Regions from separate parts of the Mus musculus genome. Here region 2 is linked to region 1. A link is a loop called in an ENCODE intact Hi-C map of the cell type or tissue named here. Cell type or tissue: gastrocnemius. All regions are shown on one strand. Links, peaks and the distances in the headings refer to the core of each region. The heading gives the core; the rest is flanking DNA.

What was found. A loop is a pair of places that touch in the nucleus more often than their neighbours do. Peaks named below come from ENCODE experiments on the same cell type or tissue, not always from the same donor. Only the 100,000 strongest peaks of a DNase experiment are listed, where the experiment ranks them.
Region 2: it touches region 1 in a loop (7-fold over the local background); 2 of 42 quality-filtered maps call a loop at or near these places.

The regions. Positions count from the first base shown.
Region 1 is chr14:18,021,273-18,032,509 of GRCm38, reverse strand. It overlaps Thrb (thyroid hormone receptor beta), which reads right to left. Exons shown (of 10, transcript NM_001113417.1): 8 at 5,727-5,873; 9 at 2,109-2,367. Among named protein-coding and RNA genes, the nearest start is that of Nr1d2, 210 kb to the left of the region's middle. In gastrocnemius, for the core only: no CTCF peak of the experiment used is centred there; no DNase peak of the experiment used is centred there; H3K27ac peaks cover 2,340 bases.
Region 2 is chr14:18,271,161-18,282,397 of GRCm38, reverse strand. Nkiras1 (NFKB inhibitor interacting Ras-like protein 1) reads right to left here. Exons shown (of 4, transcript NM_023526.4): 1 at 11,075-11,237; 2 at 5,592-5,702; 3 at 3,853-4,094; 4 at 1-2,451. The coding sequence starts at 5,685. The coding sequence ends at 2,209. Among named protein-coding and RNA genes, the nearest start is that of Nkiras1, 5.6 kb to the right of the region's middle. In gastrocnemius, for the core only: no CTCF peak of the experiment used is centred there; no DNase peak of the experiment used is centred there.

The DNA.
Region 1 (11,237 bases), core at 3,530-6,029:
CAAAAGGGTAGTAAGTATTGGAACAGTATAGAAGTCAGACTAGCCTCACATTGATTCTTTATTTCTGCCTTCTTTAGGGCATACAATTAGAAGATGTTACAGAAGAAATAGCTTCCTTCTCTAAGGGCCACCTTTATAATATTTATGTAAGTCAACATTATGTAGATGTGTCTTTGTACCAATAATGACTTAGCTAAAACTTGCTTTCATTCCCTCCATGACTTTGATTCCCACATATGTTCAATTTCTATTTTAATTTAGAGAGGCTGTATCACAAAGGTGGCCCTTAGAGAGGCACCAAATCATATTCCCCTGAGGACTCTCTCTTCCCTAAAACACTCAGGGTCACGTGACCACTGGTTCTAGCCTGGATACCAGCTGTGCAGTTCCCCCACTGTGAGAACTTTCTCCACCTGCGTGTCAATCTCTCAAAGTCCCCAAGGCCCTGATAGAATAAGTCTGGTTGCAATAATTTTATGTTACATATAGAATCTCATGAGGTAACAGCGAATATGTTGGTTCTATTGGTTAAAAGCAAGTCATAGGGAGGGTGTTACACCAGGGTGAGAACAGTAGGTATTGGGAAAATGGAACCCCCTGGAGTCTTTCCAAAGTCACCCAAAGAGTTCAGTGTGCCATTCTGTCTACATTTGAAATTTTCCACAAACATAATTTTAAATATTACTGCTTTAAAAATATCTGCCATATCTAAATTTTATGTAGGAAATGAATTTCTAGATCAATTTAAAAATACTTAGAAAGTTTCAGCTCAGTAAAGAACTCTGAAGATATCTGTGACTCAGGTTTTGTGGACGTTTGGCCACATACCTGGTAAATAGTTTTGGAGCCTCCTGAACACTGGCTTGACATATCTATGACCTCTAAGTGTAACTAGCTGATGGTGTCAGAAAATGACAAGTGCTAAAGAAATAAAAACCTAACCTGTTCTGAAATGAAGAGGAGAGCCTGAATCAATTTTCTGTATTTTAAGACTAAATGCCCTTAAACAATACAGTGTGCTTTGCAATTATTTATTATGATGTAAATAAAAAGAGGATGGATCAGCTCTGTCATTAAACCTCCACTGTTGGGAGCTAGAGTTCTGATAGATATTGGTTAAAAAGATGGTGGTAGGTTAAAGACAACATCATGTCCTCCCTGGTGGGTGACTGGTGAGGTCACTGTTGAGTGGGCTGGAGCTGGAGCTAGTTGGTCAATAGAATGTGGCCGTGGATTTAAGTCTGGTCAGCTTTTGTTTTCACATGCTTGAAGCCCTCCCTCTTGGAACCTGGCAGCCATGTAAGGGTCTGAGTATTCTTTCAGAGGAAAGGCTGCTGGGAGCAACCTCTGCAGCCATGTTCAGCTCTAGCTTTGGCAGTCTCAGATGCCTTAAGCCAGTTTTGGGTTGGTGTGCTGTTCAGTAAGAGGAAACTAAAACTTGAGCCAAGTGATCCATAGGATGGCACTATCTCTCACATCTATACCTAGCATCTGCAAAGGCACAAACAGGCAGGGGTTGATGAACTATCTGCAAATGGGATCATTTCACAGGGCTTCAGCTACCCCTGCCCACCTTCCCCTATCCAAATTGGGCATCATACCAAGACTTAGTTACCTTAGTCAGTCTTCACAAAAATACAGTGAGATAAATATTTTAATTTCAACTTTATCTGGAGATATGTAAATTTAGGCAGCTGAACGGTAAGATGCTGGCTGGGACTTAATACAAATATTCTACAAGTGAGGCTGGGACATGTAGCTAGCTAGCTCTGTCAGAATCGAAGGCCAAGGCAACACACACTTCTGAAATGCCTCAGATATAAGTGTTTCCACAAACAATTTCAAAGAGCACCTGAGTTAGAGGCCAGTGTGGTCTATGCAATGAGTTCCAAGCTAGTCAGAGCTATAGAGCCTCAGACCCTAGATAACCCCTCATTCAGCTCTCTGTCAATTGACCCTTCTAGTTTCTGGATGCAAGAGAGCCAGATAAGTTTCTCAGAAACTAAAGGGAGACAGACAACCCATTAAGTGATGTGAATTAGCACTAGGCCCCCCACCCCCACCCCAAGAAGCTCTTCTCACACCCTTGAGAATCTCAGCACACTCACCTGAAGACATTAGCAGGACGGCCTGAAGCAGGGCGACTTCAGTGTCATCCAGGTTGAAAGATGACAGAGACATGCCCAGGTCAAAGATGGCATCTGAAACCACCCCAAGGCCCCCATTTTTCAGCTGGCCTCGTGTCACTGCCATTTCCCCATTCAAAGTTAGAGTCTCGCTGTCTGGGTCATAGCGCACAGCAGCTCGAAGGGACATGATCTCCATGCAGCAGCCTTTGAGGAGGATGATCTGGTCTTCACATGGCAGCTGAAAAGAAGCAGACACATAAGCACAGAACAGAGGATGAGTGCCAGCTAGGGTGTTGGAAAAGCAACCACAGAGCCTTGGTGGCCAACCTAGGTCTGTATCCCCTGAGGTCCTTACTCTCATTCTCTACCTGGAGGGACACTTACAGCCATGTTTGTTCTGAGACAATCTATGTAGTTCTGCCTGGGTTGGAATTCACTATGCAGACTAAGCTGGACTTAAAGTAGTGGGAATCTGCCTCTGCCTCACAAATGCAGGAGCTACAGGTATATAATAACATGCTCAGACTACAACTACTTAAAAAAATGTTTATGACTGTTTTGACTGCACACATGTCTATGCACCCAAAGAGGTCATTGGATCCTTAGAACTAGAGGTATGGGTGGGTGGTTGTGAGCTGCATGTTGGTGCTGGGTTCTCTGGGAGAACAGCCAGTGCTCTTAACTGCTGAACCATCTCTCCAGCCCCCTCAATCACTGTTTTTAAATCTCCAGGCTGGTTAATTTCAGCAGTTTACATTTCTTTTAGCACAGGTCTTCAACTGGTATTATAGTAATGCAGAAGTCTCCATCAGTCAGCCCTTCATTCTGAGTTTTACTTGAAAGTGCGGCTGAGCAGAGTTCAAGACTCATCTTCTTTTATTGTGTGTAGCTCTGCTGGTCAGTGGGCAGCTGAGCTTTTCAGGAAGTACAAAACTTCCTTAGAAGGTGCCAGATGCAAGTGACTAAGGCAGTACAAGCTTTGCTCGTTGTCAACCAGCAAATCCAGGGCAGAGGTGAAGCCAGAATCCAGTGTCCTGGCTTCCAGGTTTCTATATTTGGTGACCTAGATACCAGAGTCAATGGACAAGCTAGCTCTTTCTGCTCAGATTTCAGGGTCATTTAAAGCTTATTTGGTCACCATGCTATTTAGGTTTTATGACAATGGGCTAATAAAACTTTACAACAGAACTCTGTGTGGCAAAATAGTAAAAATAGAAAATTATTTTCTGGGGTTGGAGAAAAAGTTCAAGAATTCAATATTGATGTCATTTGAATGGGTCTGAATGACTGTTACATCTTCTGTTTCTTGTCAAAATTTACAGTCATCTCAGTTGAACTTCACAGTTAGGTAAACATTTGAATTCCAGTTTCATTCACACATGTGATAAACAAGCACTCAGACTTCAGTGTGCTAGTATGCCTGGCATAGGGATATTTTGTAGGTAAGGCTGGGATTTGAAACTATCTCTATCACAATTCAAGGCCAACACATCTCAATACGTAAACCATGCAAGACTATGTAAATTGTACATAATGTCTAAGTCTTCCCTGAAACTGTTGTAGCTTCTTTTTGGAGGTGGGGACTCTGGACTAGTCCAGTTTAGGTTACTTTATGCAACTAAAAGCAATCCTGCTGGAAGACACTGAGAAGTCTACTTCTGTTCAGTAGTCAGCCTATTCAAAGTTCAACCTTAAACTTTTTATTTCTCTATGAGAAACAGGCTTCTATGTCTAATGATTCTATTTGATAACGCATTAAAGATTTGCTTTTGTTTAAGTCCTGACTTGTTTTAATTATATCCTTAGATGCCTGACTTAAGAGGGAGTTGGAAGGAGGAAGGCTGAGCTAGGTTACAGACAGCAGGGAGGACAGAAAGGCACCTGTTCCAGCTCCTCTAGGATTCTATGTGGCTCTCATCCTTACTGTCACCCAAGATCCCAGGTAATGCTCACACACTGCTGATCCCACTCTGGAGAAGAATCATTCAGCAGACCTAGAAGTGTAAGTCAAATAATCCCTTTCTTCCCCCAAATTACTTTTGGCTAAGTTTGCCCAAACAATAGGAAGGAAATTAGAAATGGTACTATTTGTTCATCATCTAGAATGATCATAAATATTAATTAAAAATATTAGAAGTCAGAAGGAAGAAAGTGTTTTCTCCGTCTCAGTTCCTATCCTTAGGCTACTGCTCTGTTCTTCTGGGTATGGATTCTATGGATGCTCAAAAGTAAGCAATAAGACATTTCCCCCTCCAGTATCTGATTCACCCTCATTGCAGCTGGGCTGTCCTTACTGTAAACTCACAGCACAGATGAGCTGGCAGTTAAGGCAGCAGATGCTCATCCTAGACAAGGAGACTTGGTTCTCTCAGCTGAGGAAGAACTATACACTACTCTCAAAGCTTATAGAAGAGGTTCACTACAGTCTGTACTGTATCTATATGCTAACTCTCTGGGCTTCCTTGAAGGTGTGAGAGCAATGGTCTGACACCTGATGGAATTTTGCAAAGGGAGATAGATGTTCCACAGAGGATACCATCAGCCCTATTAGATTCAGAAAGTCAGAGGCAAGATGGAAATGTCATGATGAACTTGAGCCCGGAAGACAGCATAGTCAGGATATGCTGCTTGAACCTGACCCTGTTCCCAAAATCCATGGGTTTTTACTTTCTAAAGCCAGGTGTGGTGGTGGTAGTAGCAACTTGTAATCCTAGGGCAGGGGAGGAAGAGACAGGGGAATTGCTGGAGCTGGCCTACCCTACTTGGAATGTTCCAGAAAGACAAAGAGAAGAAATAACAGCATCAGTAGCTAAGATGTGTGCAGTGTTTGTCACTCAGGTAGGGCAGAAGGACAACACTCTATTTGTATGCTCCTATCTGAACATGCCAACTGCTTTAAAGAGACACCAGTGTAAATCTCAAAGATGACATGACTCAGGTCAGACAGTCATGTCCAGGATTCTTGCGCATTCCCTGTAGTGGCTCTGTTCTCACCTGCTATAGGATAGCACTGTCAAAGTGATACAGGATGTAAGCTGAGGTGAGATGAAACATGTGCTAAGAGAGGGAGGAAGTATCTTTGAGGGAAAGCATGGGCTCTGTTGGGTGAGCTTTCCAGGCTCCAGAGAGATCAAGCTCCTAGGGAAGAAGAGATCCCCACAGAGACAGCGAGAGTCTTGCTGTGAGGGCCATTTGGCTTCAATTCTTCTCCATTAAGAACTGATCACATAGCCATCTCTGGGATATTCTGTAGAAGGGCTATTGATGTAAGCTCAAACTGCAGCAATTTTGCTAATAATTTTTTTGCTAAAATTAGCAAATAAGCTAGTTTTGTCCCCCACCCAGCAATGGCTGTAGAGAGAAGGCACAATTGGGGAACCAGACCTTTTCTTTTGACAGTACTGGGAATAGATCCAAGGTCAGACATACAAGGCAAGTGCTCTCCCACTGAGCTGCAGCCCTGGCAGACATTCTCACTTTGTACCAACTCTGCTTTCCTAGCATGGAGTTCTCCTGATTGCTGTTAAACAATACCCTGCACTCTTGGAAATGGAGCTATAAAGAAAAGTGACCCAGACAGAAGAGCCATGTCCTTACCTCACAAAACATGGGCAACTTTTTGGCAAAATCCACCACTCTGGTAATTGCTGGTGTGATGATTTTTGTAAAATGACTGAAGGCTTCCAGGTCAACCTTGCCACCTTCTGGGGCATTCACGATGGGTGCTTGTCCAATGTCTTCTGGCTGAAGAGGAGAAGTGAGAACAATTTCAGCAAAGCTGAAGAAACCTAGGTTTATTACAGCCATCATATGGTAGGGCTAAAGGACTGTTTCTTCTGGTTGCCCCTGTGTGTTGACAAAGTGGATAATTTTCACATCAATTACGGCTTTGACCAAATGTGTATACGTTGGCCATTGCTTTAATACCCCTATCCCCACCCCCCACAAGGGATAATGCTCATAGGATTGTTGATGAAAAGAAGAAGTGGGAAGAGGAAGGGAGGGAGGGAGGGAGGCGGGGAAGAAAGAGAGATAGGTATATGTTGCTGGCACAAGGGTCATATTTAGGCCTGTAGTAAGAATTCTAGGTCACTGGTGGGCACATTCAGAGCACTGTGTGTTCTGGGATGTGTGTTGGGAAAGTAATGGACACATGGACAGTAATGGAGGCACACAGCTGGTGAGCCCTAACAAGCCCTCGGGCTTCTAAATGTGAACTCCAGTTTGAGGTGTTCTCTGCTGAGCATTGAGGGTGACAATCTCTCAGCTCCCTGCAGGAAACTCAGTTGTACAAACAGGGCAAACATTAGGGCAGGTGGGACATCCGCTTATCTTTTATGTCCCCAGAGTTCTTTGCTGTTTACTTGCTCGAAGACAATCCACAACTGCACTGGGAAGAGTGGACAGTGAAATGGTTATCACTTGGGGGATGTTCTCAGTCCTTTTTGGACCTGATTATTCAGAAGCATGGTTTTAGCCCAGCCTTAAGTGATTTGTGCATGGTAGACTTCCCATATCCACAAGCCACCTGTCTTCAGTGAGCATTCTCCACTAGGGTTATTTTGTGCTGTTTCTATATTTTCCATGAGAACAAGCCTCTTTACTGCCCATTCTTGTCTTTGTGATACCATGCATTAACATATATTAACATAATACATGATACACATGGCTTAACAGCACATGGATGTCAGCCTCGACTTCTCTATCCCATGTTGCTCACAGCAGTCTAGGCCTTTGAATAAGTCCGAAAGCAGGAAAGGGAAGCATGTCTGTAACACCCGTTCACCTTCTGACACCTGGAAACACGTGGTGTCTTCAAGCATCCTCTAGGTGTTGTGGATGCCACCCAAAACACCAGAGACTCATGGGTGTGGGATGGCAGCCATCTTTGTCTAATACTATGTGAAGAAGACCTGGTTTCTCCAAACACCCAGCGGTGGGAGTGGGGAGTGGGGAGTGAGAGTGGTAGGTGGAACATAAGACACTGTGGCCCCAAACTTCACTGTATTCCAGATTTCTAGGCTTCACCTATTGGGTCTGAACCTAGAACCAGGTGGAACTAGAGGATCTGTCTTTCCACAGATGTTGTGGGATGTGCTGCCACTGGTAGTCTGGAGCCACTCTGAGGATGCCAGGATGTCACTGAGCAAATTCAGCTTGGAGCACTGCAGCAGCAACCATCTTTCTCCCTACACTCTGTCAGTGGTTACACCTCATAGGACAGCAGATAATTCTTATCCTCAAGTTGCCTGTGTATCAGGAGCCACAGGAGCAGCCAGGCCCTGCAAACCTTGGGGAGTATTTCAAGGATGTGTGTGTTCACAGCAAATGTGAGCAGTGCCATCCTTGTTGAAATTACCTATAGGACCATCTGGTTTTGTCATCGTCGCTGTTTCTTGTTTTGGGGATAGTGAATGGACAGATCTGGGTTCTGTCATGTTTTTGTGGTGAATGGGGGCATTTGAGGTAACCAGTGACATGGCTTTTCTAGACACAGATCTGATAGATAGACTAATGATGAATACAATTCCTGTTCCACTTTCTGTCATTGCCTGAGCTAAGGAAAAATGAATGTCAACCCTATTTTGGATTCCTGCATCTAGAGAATATCCTTGTTGGCTTGTATATTTTCTTCTTCCCCTGAAAAGGAGGCTGCTCTTGCCTCCCGTCTTCTTCACAAGCCTGTTAGGAAGGAAGGTCAGCTGCTAAATAAACATGGCCATATATTGACAAGGTAGGGAGTTTTGCGTTAAATTTATCGAATATATGTAGAGTATATATGTGTTCCTATGTGTGTACATATGCATTGGTATATGTCATGTCATATGTGTGCATGTAGAAGCCAGGGTTGACATCAGGTGCCTTCTTCAGTTTCTTTCTAGATACTGCTGCTCATTAATAAATTTTAGTTTATTTTAAAAATGTATTTATTTTTATTTTATGTTTACAGATATTTTACCTACATGCATACATTATATGTGCATATGTTTGTGTGTGTGTGTGTGTGTGTGTGTGTGCATGTGCACCATATATATGTCTGGTGGCCGTGGAAACCAGAATAAGACATTAGATCCCTAGGAACTGGAGTTACAGATGGTTTTAAGATACCACGTGGGTGCTGGGAATTGAGCCTAGGTCTCCCTGGAAGATCTGCCAGTGTTCTTAACTGCTGAGTCATCTTTTTATTCCCAGATTATGTTTTTTTTTAATTTTTTATTAGATATTTTCTTCATTTACATTTCAAATGCTATCCCAAAAGTCCCCTATACCCCCCCCCCCCCCGCCCAGCTCCACTACCCACTCACTCCCATTTCTTAGCCCTGGCATTCCCCTGTACTGGGGAATATAAAGTTTGCAAGACCAAGGGTCCTCTCTTCCCAGTGATGGCCGACCAGGCCATCTTCTGCTACATATGCAGCTAGAGACACGAGCTTTGGGGCGTACTGATTAGTTCATATTGTTGTTCCACCTATAGGGTTGCAGACCCCTTCAGCTCCTTGTATACTTTCTCTAGCTCCTCCATTGGGGGCCCTGTTATCCATCCTATAGATGACTGTGAGCATCCACTTCTGTATTTGCCAGGCACTGGCATAGCCTTACAAGAATAAAATACCCATGGAAGGAGTTGCAGAGACAAAGTTTGGAGCTAAGATGAAAGGATGGACCATCCAAAGACTGCCCCACCCGGGAGTCCATTCCATAGTCAGCCACCAAATGCAGACACTATTGCATATGCCAGCAAGATTTTGCTGAAAGGACCAAGATTATGTTTTGAGACAAGGTCTCTCACTCAATGTGGAACTCACTGATTCAGCTAGCCGGCCTATCCAGTGAGCTCCAGGGATCTGAATATCTCTGTCTTCCTAATGCTGGGATTTCAGGAATATACTCTGCCTATGTGTTGTGCTGGAGACCTAATCCCAGATACTCATGCTTGCATAGCAAGCACTTTACCAACTGAACATCTCCCCAGCACCCAAACATTCAAACATCCACTGGGTAGGTCTAATCTGACTATCGAAATGGTCAGCCCAGTGTCCTGGACAATGCTTCAGACTACCAGTTTCCATTTCATCTGCTAGTAGAAAAGCAGGGCACTCACTTCCTGTGACCAATGATTTGAAAGACTGAGGAAAATCATGCAAGGGAATATGGTAACGATAAAATTACAGCTTAGATGTAACTTCACAGGCTTTTCTGAAGGGAAATAAACAGCAGAGTAGAAAAAAAAGCATGCTGTTGTATCATTAGAGTTTGTTTCCATAATGGACCTCGGGTACTAGGGAAAAGAAGAAGAATGTGTGAGGAGGTGAGCTGCCTCCTGGTACAGAGAAATGAGACAGCAGAATGCAAACACCTATGTGGCTTCCCTGTAGATTTTTACCCATAAGGACTGCACATTCCTGGGTTCGTGATGAATCTGTTAGCTTACTGTGACTAGTTGTCTTGGGTACTAAGGATCCTATGCCCAGTATGTAACTGTGCCCTGATACCAAGCTCCAGCATCAGCTTGTGTTTACCTGTGGAGAGAGGGCCTGCTTAGCTGCCTTAGCTTGCTCAGAGGGCATTCCAGCAATAGCATTGACTTCTGTCCTCTAAGCCCTCAATGACCCACCTGGCTTAGCATATCTGACCTTACCACCTTTATCCCACAGATTGCCTCTCTTTTCTACTGCATCTCTCTCTCTGGATCTTTCATTCCTCTGAAGTCCCTACTTCAGTCTGTTGTCTCTGCTCACTGAATTCTGTCTACTCCTAGACATTTTGCTAGATGACCTCATCTGAACTGATGTTGATCTTCTCTGCATACTCATAGTGGCCAGTAGGGGTCACTTTTATGGCACTGAACATCTCTTACTCTTATTTTTCATAGTTAAATAGGCACTTATCAAAGATAGAGCCTTCTCAAAGGGAAAGGACAAAGCCTTTGTGTTTCTGCCTGATGTGCACCAGGCCTTTGGATGAAGTAGGGCAGACCACTTTCTTGTTCATACATGACCTTGCCAGCACATATCCAGTAAATACTATAGGCCAGATTTCACTCTTGATGCTGAGATTACAGCAGTGAACAATGTCTCTCATAAGATAAACTGCCTCATGGTAAGGGATGATAGGCAAGAAAAAGAAATTCACTGAAGAACTATGGTTTGTGATAAGCCTGGAGATGACATGTCCACCATGGTCAGGAGACAGGGGGCACCAAGGTCCTGGTGACAAGCAAAGTAGTCAAGGCTTTGGACTGAAGAATGTCAAAGAGACAGCCGTTCATGGAGTTGAAGAAGAAACATTCAAGGCAAGGAAGAAGCCAGTAGTTCTATTTTGAATGGGAAGTGTTCCTCATGGTTTCACATACTCCACACTCCCTGGGGTGCTGTTTGAGAAAGTTATGTAACCTTCAGGAAGTGGAGTGTGACTGGAGCAAGTAGGTCACTGGCAGGTAATCTACCAGGTTTATAGTCAAGCTTCCACTTCCTGTCTCTTTGCAACTTCCTGAGTGTGGCTGCCAGCTGCCTCCTGCTCCTACTGTCGTGCCTTCTTGGCCATTATGATGGCTAGTTTTTACATCAAATTGACACAAGCTGGGAAAGGAGGAAACCTCACCTAAGGACATGCCTCTGTATGATCTGGCAAGGTACTTTTTTAAATTAATGATTGATGGGGAGGGGCCCAACTCATTTCAGGTGTCTATCCCTGGGCTGGTGGTCCTGGGTTTTGTAAGAAAGTAAGCTGAGCATAGGGAGCAAGCCAGTAGGCAGCATCTGTCCATGGCCTCTACATCAGCTCCCTCAGGTTCCTGCTCTGCATGAGTTCCTGTCCTGACTTCCTCAGTGATGAACTCTTACCTGAAAGTATAAGATGAAATAAACCCTTTCCTCCCCAAGTTGCTTTGGTCATGGTATTTTACTGCAAAAATAACCCTAGCTAGTATGGCCATGGGGGACAATTTTTCTCGAACTGTAATCCAGAATAAATCTTCCTTTCTTGAAACTGTCCTTGTCAAGGATTTGGCCAAAATATCAAGAAGAGTTACTGATATAGCAGTGCAAAGTTCTGAGGACAGGAAAGAGACCCAGGTGGGTAAAGCCTGGCAGAGAAGCATCATTTTCA
Region 2 (11,237 bases), core at 3,472-5,971, 250 kb before region 1:
GTGGTGCACGCCTTTAATCCCAGGCTTGGGAGGCAGAGGCAAGTGGATTTCTGAGTTCAAGGCCAGCCTGGTCTACAAAGTGAGTTCCAGGACAGCCAGGGCTACACAAAGAAACCCTGTCTCAAAAAACAAAACAGTGTAAGCCAGCTAAAGCGTCAAAGATATACTCAATGCCTGTTGCTCAAAGCATTTTCTGATCTGCAGATGAAGTGGCAGCAGACACAGGAGAAATGAGCCACTCTGGTGAGCTGGTGCTCATCTTGCAGAGCAGGCTCAGTGACTCAGTAGCACTGCTGCTGGCTATGGCTCCAGCCTCAGTCAAGTGAACGCTGAGCATAGTAGCATTCACACACCTTCATCCCAGGGTGATTGGATGCCAGAGGATTAAAGTTCAGAGTCATCCTCAGCTACACACTGGGTTTGAGACTAGCCTAGGCTACATGACACCCAGTCTCAAAAAGCATTTTAATTACATAAACAATTCCACGTATATTAAAGCACAAGATCTAAATGCAGCCAAAAGAAAAAACAGAAACACCAGGCAGGATCTATATAAAATATATCAGAAGACAAAGCTGAGAGAAAAGTACCTGGAAGGGCGGGCTGACTTAACCTGAGAGATAACCAAAAAAGTATGTTTTTTTAAAAAAAGAATTGGCCAAGACTGTGTATAATGGTACAGAACTTTAATCCCAGCTGAGGAGGACTTGAGATCAAGGCTAGCCTGGTCTACATAGTTCCAACCAGCCAGTGTTTAGTGGGATGAAGGGCAAACCGGGTGGCTGTAGTCCCAGTATTCAGGGTGTCTGGGCACAAAGATTCCAAGTTCAAAGCCTGGGTAATTTATTAAGACCCTTTCTCGCCCGGCAGTGGTGGCACACACCTTTAATCCCAGCACTTGGGAGGCAGAGGCAGGCTGATTCCTGAGTTCAAGGCCAGAATGAGTTCCAGGACAGCCAGAGCTACAGGGAAAAACCCTGTCTCGAAAAGCCAATAAACAAACAAACCCTTCCTTAAAAAGGCTAATGATACAGCTTGAGTTCAGTCTACAGTACCAACAGAAAAGCAAGCAGCAGCAATGCTCATGGTTGAAGGAAGGTTCCGTACTTAATGCATTCTTTACCTTGTTTCATATTTTGCTTTTCAGTTAAATGGTTAAAGATTATTTACAGTTGAAAACACTAAACAACTTATTTCCTAGTTCTTTGTATAGGGTTGGCAATCTTTTTTAAAAGATTTTCCATAAATTAAATTGTAAACTCAGATTAATATGGAAAACTAATGGTAACTCTATTTCTGGCATTTTATTGTATATGGCAAGGTTATTAGAAGAAAAGGGATGTTTCCCTGTTCTCCAGCCTAGCCATTTTCAAAAGACCCTCTAGTATTTAATTTTATCACCAGCACAGGCCTAGCTTATAGAATAAAATCAGGGCGCTGAATACAAAAGCACCTCGTCCTAACCCTAAGATCTTAATACTTAATAGAGCAAAACAAAACCACCACTCTTGTTCTGTTCAGCAAAGCCTCTGTAAAATGAGAATTTAGAGATCCAGATTGTTATTGGGACAATTTAAGTACACAAAGCAATTGCCAAGCTCTATAATCTTAGATGATTAACCTTAGATATTATTCTATGTGTATGAGTGATTTTCTCTGCTTGTATATATGAGCACTAAGTGTATGAAATGCCTGAAGAAACCAAGAGAAGACACTGGATCCCTTGGAATCTGTTAAAGGTGCTACAAGTTCTGCAAGGCGTCGGCCTTACCTGCTGAGCAATCTCTCTAGCTCTGTGTAAGACAAGAGTTCTGGGCCTGTGACTCAGTGGGGAAGGCGCTTTGCCAAGCGAGCCCAGCCACCCCTGTTATTCATGCGTTTATGGAAGGATAAGGCATTTGCATAAAATTACAATGAGTATGAGAGTCCTGACAAGCTGGAAGAGTTCCCATGGTATATTGCATACTCTAAATTTTATTTTGCTATTATTGACAAGTGCAGAATAAATAACAAAATAAGAACAGGTTTCAAATAAAGGCAAAAAATAATGTCCAACAGCAATAAACTAGGTTAATTATAAAGTAATTAACTTAATTAGAAAGTGCATTAAATTACCACTTAGGGGTTCCATTAGGCCCAGAGGTGATCTGAGAAGGGCCACGTTAAATCGTAACCTCATGCCAGGCTACAGACATTTCAAGGCTTGACTCAGTTTTCGGGATTGGAGTTCCCTTTGTTTTTCCTCCCAGGCAAAGGGAAGCTGGATTTGCTCTGGGGCTGAGAAAGCTTGCTGGCCAGTAAAGTGAAGGGTTCAATCAGTGTCCTCCGGTCTGTCACTGTCACCTCCCACAGCTTGACTTTCTCACTTCTTGCCCACTGTTGTGCCACGTCAGCATCCACCTGTCTCTGCTCAGAAAGGTCCAGTTTGTTTCCTAACACAACGATTGCCACCTGGACAAAAAATGACCAAAGACCACAATAGTAACCATCCATAGCAGCTTACAGGAAAACTGTATAAGTAATTACTGCTCTTCCATTTAGCAAACTGCTTTGTTTAGATGATGTTGAGGAAACGAAAGCAGTAAACTCAGCTGCTCTGGAGTTGAACTAGGAAGATTGCAAGTTCAAGACCAGTCTGGGCAATCTAGTTAAACCTTGTCTAAAAAGTTGGGCAAGTACAGAACTTACCTACCAAGTATGAAGCCTTAATACTCGGCTGTCAGGGGAACCCTCAGATGTGACAAATATGACAACATGGCTCTCTTCTGGCCTCCACAGGCACCTGCACTCGTGCATATAATTCCTCCCACCTCCCCACACAGACATAATTAAAATTAAGTTTTTAACATATTTTTTAAAAGATGGCCAATCAGCCAGGCAGGCATGGTGGTGTACACCTTTAATCCTAGAACTTGGGAGGCAGAGGCAGGACGATCTCTCTGAGTTTGAGGCCAGCCTGGTCTACAGAGTTCCAGGACAGCCAGGGCTATATAGAGAAACCCTGTCTCAAAAAAAAAAAAACAAAAACAAAAACAAAAACAAAAACAAAGCAAACAAATATATAAAATGTAAGAATCTGGGCTAAGCCATCGAGCAGACTATTAACGTGGGTGCTGGACGGCTCTGAGGTTGCTGACTGAGCTGAGGTGACATGTAAAGAAGATCTGAGATTAGTGAATTCCAAGCAGCAAGAAAGTGGCAAACAGGGAGGAGCTGGTGCTGACTCACTAAGCTTTTGTGTGTATGTGTCGAGGTTGAAGATGAGACAAATGACCCCCACACGACTGAGTTATACAGTACCTGAGCTAGGGAGCTAGGAAACATACCCTGAACAGAGTAACACAGAGGGACAGCAAGAGACGAAGGGCAAGCACTGTGCTTCATGGGCCTGGCCAGTTATGCACACTGTGTTTGCAGATACTGCCAGTGTAATGGTTTGTATATTCTTGGACCAGGGAGTGGCACCATTTGGAGCTGTGGCCTTGTTGGAATAGAAGTGTCACTGTGGATGTGGGTTTAAGACCCTCACCCTAGTTGCCTGGAAGTTAGTCTTCCACTAGCAGCCTTTGGATGAAGACATAGAACTCTCAGCTCTGCCTGCACCATGCCTGCCTGGATACTGCCATGCTCACCTTGGTGATAATGGACTTAACCTCTGAGTCTGTAAGCCAGCCCCAATTAAATGTTGTTTTTATAAGACTTGCCTCGGTCATGGTGTCTGTGCACAGCAGTAAAACCCTGACTAAGACAGTCAGTTTAACTGAACAGCTTTAAATGTATAAACTACACTGAATTCACATTACCACTCTAACAGCATCAGACTTCACACCTGGTAACTAAACAGCCACTTACCTCCTTTTTGTCTTTGAACTTATCAATCTCTTTCTTCAGAAGCTCCACTCTTTGGAAGGACTCAAGGTTATTCACACTATACACAAGAACAAAGCCATCAGCAAATGAGAAGTAATGCTTTGGCAGCTCCACGCCTTTCTGCAGGCCTCGGGTGTCATACAAGTGCAGCTGCTCCTTCACCCCACGGTCTGTCTCTACAGATGCCATGTACACGTCTTCCAGCGTTTCACAGTCTTCCATCCCTGCATTAAGGAGCCAGGGTCAGTCGGGCAACACTCACTGGCAGAGACAAGCGGAGTTCTATAAACTCTAGGCCAGCTAAGGGTAGAGAGTGAGACAGTTATTCTCAGCTCCCATGCTTCTGAGGCTGGTTTTGTAGGTTTTCCCTGCACCACATGGAATGACCACATGTCTACTAATTCCTTCAAAATGAAAGGTACTTACTCATCCAAATGCGTCTTGCTTTTCTAAAAAAATGTTTTGGACCATCAAGGTGGCTCTCAAGCTTGGTGGTATTTTGAGTTCAATTCCTGGGGCGCACTGAAAGGTCGGTGAGAACTAGCTCCAAATGGTCACCCTTTAATTTTTTTTTTCAAGTCTGAACTCACTGTCGTTGTCTTCAGACACACCAGAAGAGGTCATCAGATCCCATTACAGATGGTTGTGAGCTACCAAGTGGTTGCTGGGAATTGAACTCAGGACCTTTGGAAGAGTATAGTCAGTGCTCTTAACTACGGAGCCATCTCTCCAGACCCTACCCTTTAATCTTTATGCATGCCCCCTCCTCACCCAAACATACAATAATTTTCTTTAATCTTAAAAAAATGATTTCTTAGCCAGGTGGTGTCAGTGGTGGAGATATCACACGCCTTCCTTTCCAGCACTCAGAGGCCAGAGGCAGGTGGTCTCGGAGCTCCAAATCAGCCTGGCCTACAGAAAGGTGGGTCACCAAAATGGTTAATAAAAGATAAAATGTGTACCTGCCAGAGAGAAATGCTCAGCTCTGTATTTGCATAAACTTCATTTCATTTTAACCCACAGGTTATCTTCTTTACCAAAACCATGACCTCATTAACAGCAGAAATGCCATCTTCTTCACCTGAGCTCGGCAAAGCACCATAACATGCAGTGTGATACAGAGATGACGAAACAGCTTATTCGTTAAAGGAATAAATGAAGGAGAGAATTCCCATTTACAAACTAGGTCATACTGTAGCAAACAGCCATTTCTTTCTTTCTTTCGTTTTTGTCTTTTTTGGTTTTATGGTTTTTGTTTTTTGAAATAGGGTTTCTCTGGGTAGCCCTGGCTGTCCTGGAACTCACTCTGTAGACCAGGCTGGCCTCAAACTCAGAAATCCGCCTGCCTCTGCCTCCCAAGTGCTGGGATTAAAGGCGTGTGCCACCGCTGTCCGGCTCCATTTCTTCATTTTTAAGCCTAACTAGCAGCATCAGCATGCTATCTATGTCTGAAGAATATTGTCACTTGATGTTGCTACCTCAGAGACCCTATGATTCCTAGAGCCACGTCTGAGACAAGTACACAGGATCCCATTTTCATACGACTCATTTCTACTTACCATTTGTTTCTAACATGTACAGAACATTTAGCAAGCACTGCTGGATGTCAGCAGAACCCAAGTTACTTGTCCTTACTTGCTCTTTTACACCAGTTAGTATGAGCAACAAGCACCTTCCACCAGCTTCAGAATCTAGAAAGGAACTAAGAAAGATAATCTTACCAATAGTGTGATTCCCATAAAGGAGTTGCTCCAAAATTGCAGTTTTCCCAACAGACAGCAACCCACAAATGACAACCTTGCAACCCTTCCCCATCTTCTCCTAGGGCAGCACTGTGGAGAGAATGAGGAGACTTTGAAATAAATCCTTTCTCTTAAAGTTTACATTGAACCAGTAATACAGGGGGAACTCCAGATACAGAATAAGGTCCTCTTACCACACTTTGGTCCCCAAGCTATTTGCTCCCTTAGAGAGATCACTGTTAGAGGTTTTTTATATATTGCCAGAGATCATCTGGATAGACTATAACACCACCCAAATGGAGGTGTGTGTAACCCCAGTACTCAGGAGGCAGAGGAGGATCGGTCTCAGTTCCATGCACAGTAGATAAAAAACCATCTCTAGGCATGGCTTGCTCCTTCCTATAATACAGCATTCTAGAACAGAAAAGTGCTGAGGCAGGAGGATTACCATTAGTAAGGTAACATTTTCCTCAAGGCTTTTGTTTTTCTAGAAGACAAGATATCAACAGCTAAGGTAAAAAGAAAAATGGTTCATTAAAGGCAACAAAAATGTTAAAATGTCTTTAATCCCAGCACTCAAAGGGCAAGATCTCTGTAAATTTGAGGCCAGCCTGGTCTACAAAGGACAGCTAGGGCTGATACACAGAGAAACCCTGTGTGGGGGAGAGTGTCAAATGGGGAGCTGGAGAGATGGCTCAGGGTTTAAGAACACCGGCTGCTCTTTCCGAGGACCCCGCTTCAATTCCCAGCACCCACATGGTAGGTCACAATGCTCTGTTCCAGAGTTTCCAACACCCTTACACAGACATACAGGCAAAGCACTAATGCTTGCGCGTGGGCTTGCTCACACAGGCATGCATGTGCATAGTCAAATGGAAACAGGCATGGTAGCACAGCCTTTAATTCCAGCACTTCGGAGGCAAAAACATAGAAAGAGCTTCTTGGTTAAGAGCACTGGCTGCTCTTACAGAGGTCCTGAGTTTAATTCCCAGTACCCCCTGGGACTGGAGTTAAAGAGTTGTGAGCTGCCATGTGGGTAGTGGAACTAGGGTCCTCTGAAAGTACAGCCAGTGCTTTAAAACAGTAGTCCATCTCTCCAGTTCCCCAAAGAAATGGTCTTCCAACGATGCTCCCAAATTAACCCTGGAAACTTTTTTGAGAATTTACTTTAAGAGGAATTTTGCCTGTCAATGTTCTCCAGAATCAGAACTTATAGAATGTCTCTATGTATTAAGGGAAATTCTAGGAATGTCTTACAATCTGCAGCCCAACTAAGTCAACAATGAGCAGCTGTGAATGGGAAGTTCAAGAATCTAGAAGTTGGGCTGGTGAGATGGCTCAGTGGGTAAGAGCACCCGACTGCTCTTCCGAAGGTCAGGAGTTCAAATCCCAGCAACCACATGGTGGCTCACAACCATCCTTAACGAGATCTGACTCCCTCTTCTGGAGTGTCTGAGGACAGCTACAGTGTACTTACATATAATAAATAAATTTAAAAAAAAAAAAAAAAAAAAAGAATCTAGAAGTTGCTCAGCCTCACGAAGGTGGGTATTTCAGCTGGTCTTCTGTATAAGCTGGAATCATGAAGTAGACTCCAACAGGTGTGCTGGCAGGTAAGTGCAAGCAGGTGGAAAAGAGTGAGTCCTCCTTCTTCAATGTCCTTGTGTAGGCCTCCAGCAGAAAGCACGGCCCAGAATAAAGGTGTGTACCACCAAACCTGGACCTAAACTGTTCTTTATTTGGAACTTGCTCTGTCTCAGGCTGGACTTGAACTCAGAGATCTGCTTGCTTCAGTTTCCTGGGATTAAAGGTGTGTACCACCTTCCTGGGCCTAAGCTTTTCATAGCCACTAGGCCTCAAGATTCAGATCAAAAGCCTATGTCATTCCATGTCAAGATTTGGATCAAAAGCCTGTGTCTTCCAGCCTCAAGATCTGGACCACAGCTATGTCCTCCATTCCTGGATTGAAGTTCATTCCAGATGTAATCAAGCTGACAGCTGGGAATAACCATCACAGCATGTGTGGCTGGATTAACCTTGAGACACGGAGCCAAAGGCTGGGGTTGTGATCTGGGCACAAGTGTCTATGAGTCAAGTTTTAGAGGAGAGGGACTGACTGACTAAAACATGAAGGAAGCCAGGAGCCAAGGGATGCAGGGGGACCTTGAGCTGATTTTCTTCTTCCTGACACCATGATTTTTATCCTAGTGATGCTTCTGATCTACAAACTGTAAAATGATAAGTGTTTTATTTGAGCCATTAACATCCTCACCTGAGTTAACTTGGAGGGTCTCTGAAGGTATGAGGCTAGCCTAGTCTACACATAAAGTTTCTAGGGCAGTTAAAACTACATAGCAAAAATAGAGAAAGAAAATTTTATCTCTGAAAAATAAATTTTAAAATGTAATTGCTAGGGCTGGAGAGATGGCTCAGCAGTTAGAGTACTAGCTACTCTTCCAGAGGACCCGCAATATCTGTAACTTCCGTTCCAGAGGATCTGGCACCCTCATTCAGACATACATGCAGGAAAAAACATCAATGCACAAATAAACATAAATTTAAAATATGTAATTGCTGTTAGGGAAACTAACATAACCTCACTAGTCTCTCTAATCCATTTTTCTCTTTTCTTTTAGCCTCAAACCATCTAAGTTAGAATTTTAAAATCTAACTTACTTACTTTCTTTTTTCCTTTGGTTTTTTCGAGACAGGGTTTCTCTGTGTAGCCCTGGCTGTCCTGGAACTCACTCTGTAGACAAGGCTGGCCTCCAACTCAGAAATCCACCTGCCTCTGCCTCCCAAGTGCTGGGATTAAAGGCGTGTGCCACCACACCCAGCAAAATCTAACTTTCATTCTCAGAATCATTCAGTAGTTTCCTAGCTCCTTAGCTGTGATTCCAGAATACTGCTTGCTGTTTTTGTCTGTTGGACCCCCAAGACCAAGTTCTAACACAAAGGAGATTTACTTACCCCAGAGGAACAGAGGGTAGGGAATAGAGACAAAGTCAGGAGGTAAAGGATGGGAGGGGAAAGGAAGGGAGAGGAAGGATGGGTCTCTGTCCTGAAGAGGCAAAGGACTGCCTCTGGATAGAGAGGAATTGGACATCATAGGTAAATGGTGGTTTATAAAGGGATAAGGGATAATCTGGTATTAGGATGAGGTGTTTAATTTTAATTGGGCATGTTAATGAGGTGAGCCAAAGTGGCCTTTTGACTTCAATACTTTGATACCTGGACCTTGATAGTCTTGATAGCCTCAGAAGAAGGAAGTGGCCAAATACGGTACTAGATCTTGGTGGCTAGCTTTAGAAATGTAATCTAATGGTTTTTAGAAAGGCAGAGGGAATGGGAGAGAAAGGCAAGGTCTTCTTCCATTGCCACGCTCAATACACTCAAGCTGGCCAGAGTCCCTTCAGTCCTGGTATTCTGTATTGTCTTTTAACCCTTCCTCTCAGCGATCTGTACCCCAACTTAAAACCTTGAGGTTTGGTTTCTGATTCCTAACTACTAAGCACATTGTGGAGGTTTGAATAAGTATGGCCCCACTGACTCATGTGTTTCAATCTTTTACCCAAAGAGTAAAGGTACTATTAGGAGGTAAGGCCTTACACTAGCAAGATTTTACTGAAAGGACCCAGATGTAGCTGTCTCTTGTGAGACTATGCCGGGGCCTAGCAAACACAGAAGTGGATGCTCACAGTCAGCTAATGGATGGATCACAGGGCTCCCAATGGAGGAGCTAGAGAAAGTACCCAAGGAGCTAAAGGGATCTTCAACCCTATAGGTGGAACAACATTATGAACTAACCAGTACCCCTGAGCTCTTGACTCTAGCTGCATATGTATCAAAAGATGGCCTAGTCGGCCATCACTGGAAAGAGAGGCCCATTGGACACGCAGACTTTGTGTGCCCCGGTACAGGGGAACGCCAGGGCCAAAGGGGGGGAGTGGGTGGGTAGGGGAGTGGGGGTGGGTGGGTAAGGGGGACTTTTGGTATAGCATTGGAAATGTAAATGAGCTAAATACCTAATAAAAAATGGAAAAAAAAAAAAAAAAAAAAAAAAGGAGGTAAGGCCTTGTTAGAGGAAGAGTGTCACTGTGGGGTGGGGGTGGGCTTTGAGATCTACCATGCTCAAACTATGCCCAGTGAGGCACACCTCTCTTTGCTGCCTGTAGATCAAGATGTAGAGCTCTCAGCTCCTTCTCCAGCACCATGTTTGCCTGCATGCTGCCATGTTTCCTGCTATGATAATAATGGACTAAACCTCTGAAACTGTAAGCCAGCCCCAAAGTAAATGTTTTCCTTTATAAAAGTTGTCCTGGTCATGGTGTCTCTGCACATCAATGAAACACATTACTACTGAACTACACTCACAGACTTGTAATTTATTCTTCAGCATTATTAAAAAAAAAAAAATCATCCAGGAGGCTCAGCAATTAGAACACTGGCGGCTCTTGCAGAGCCCCCAGGGTTCAGTTCCTAGCACCTACATGGAAGTTTTCAACCACTTCCACCTACCTCAGTGGGCCCCAGGTACAAAGGTGGTCGTGCACAAACATACATCCAAGTAAACACACATAAATAAACACACATAGCCTAAAAATAAACGTTAAAAAATTTTTGAAGACTGTCCTAAAAGAATTCATATCCTTCACTCCATGCTAACTTGCAAGCTCCACCAGATGTGCTTAAAAGAGAAAAAAGTCAGTTACTGCCCCTCCCCCCCCCCCCCCGCACCCCAACCCCACCTCGTCCAGGCTCCACTTGCCAGGACGCTGAGACACTGTACCGCTCAATACCCCTCCACTCCTTCAATGTGTGTCCTTTACACTTGGCATCAAAAGCAATACATAGCATAGTGTTAACGCTTGCTCCCAAGGCTAGAACTTGTATGTTGTCTGAGCTGCATCACCAGCAGCTGAGACTGAGCTCCACGCATATTAAGCAATACATCTGTTGAATTTTTAAATAGGACAGGTGAGGACTCTTAAAATGCTAAAGCTGCCATTTATTCTAAAAGATAAGAAGAGCCACAGATTGATGGAAAAGGTAAACATGATTCCCAAAACCTTTGCCACAAACAAGCGTAGTTTATTAAAACCACACAACTGTATGAAAATAGAAAATTCTGGAACTACAAAAACTCCAATACACCATTACTTCTCAATAAAGAACGCAGTGCAGAATGCCAGCATTTCTTCCTGAAACGGGTCATGGCAAATGAACAATTTGCTATCCTAAAAACGCCTATAAAATCAAGTCCCCGGGCACCTCGGAAAATTCAGAGGGGGACGGGCACCACAGTCCACCCACTAGCCTGGTTCGCGCAAGTCCAAAGTCCCTGGCCGGCCTTAAGGACACGCAAGGTCCACGCGTACCACTTCGCCTACGACCAAGTCACGGCCGTCCTGCGGTCACTGTGCTCCGAGATCACGGAGCGAGGCGCCGGTGGAAACACCAACCTGACACTGCAGGGCAGTGAGACAGCAGCACGCAGGTCACCGCGGTCCGAAGGCGTCCCTCTGGAGCCGGTCCCCGACCTGCTTCCTCCGGCCCCTTGACGTGACGTAAGCAAACTCGCCGCCTCTCACTTTCCGCAGCCTTGGCAGCTCAGGAGCACTGCTG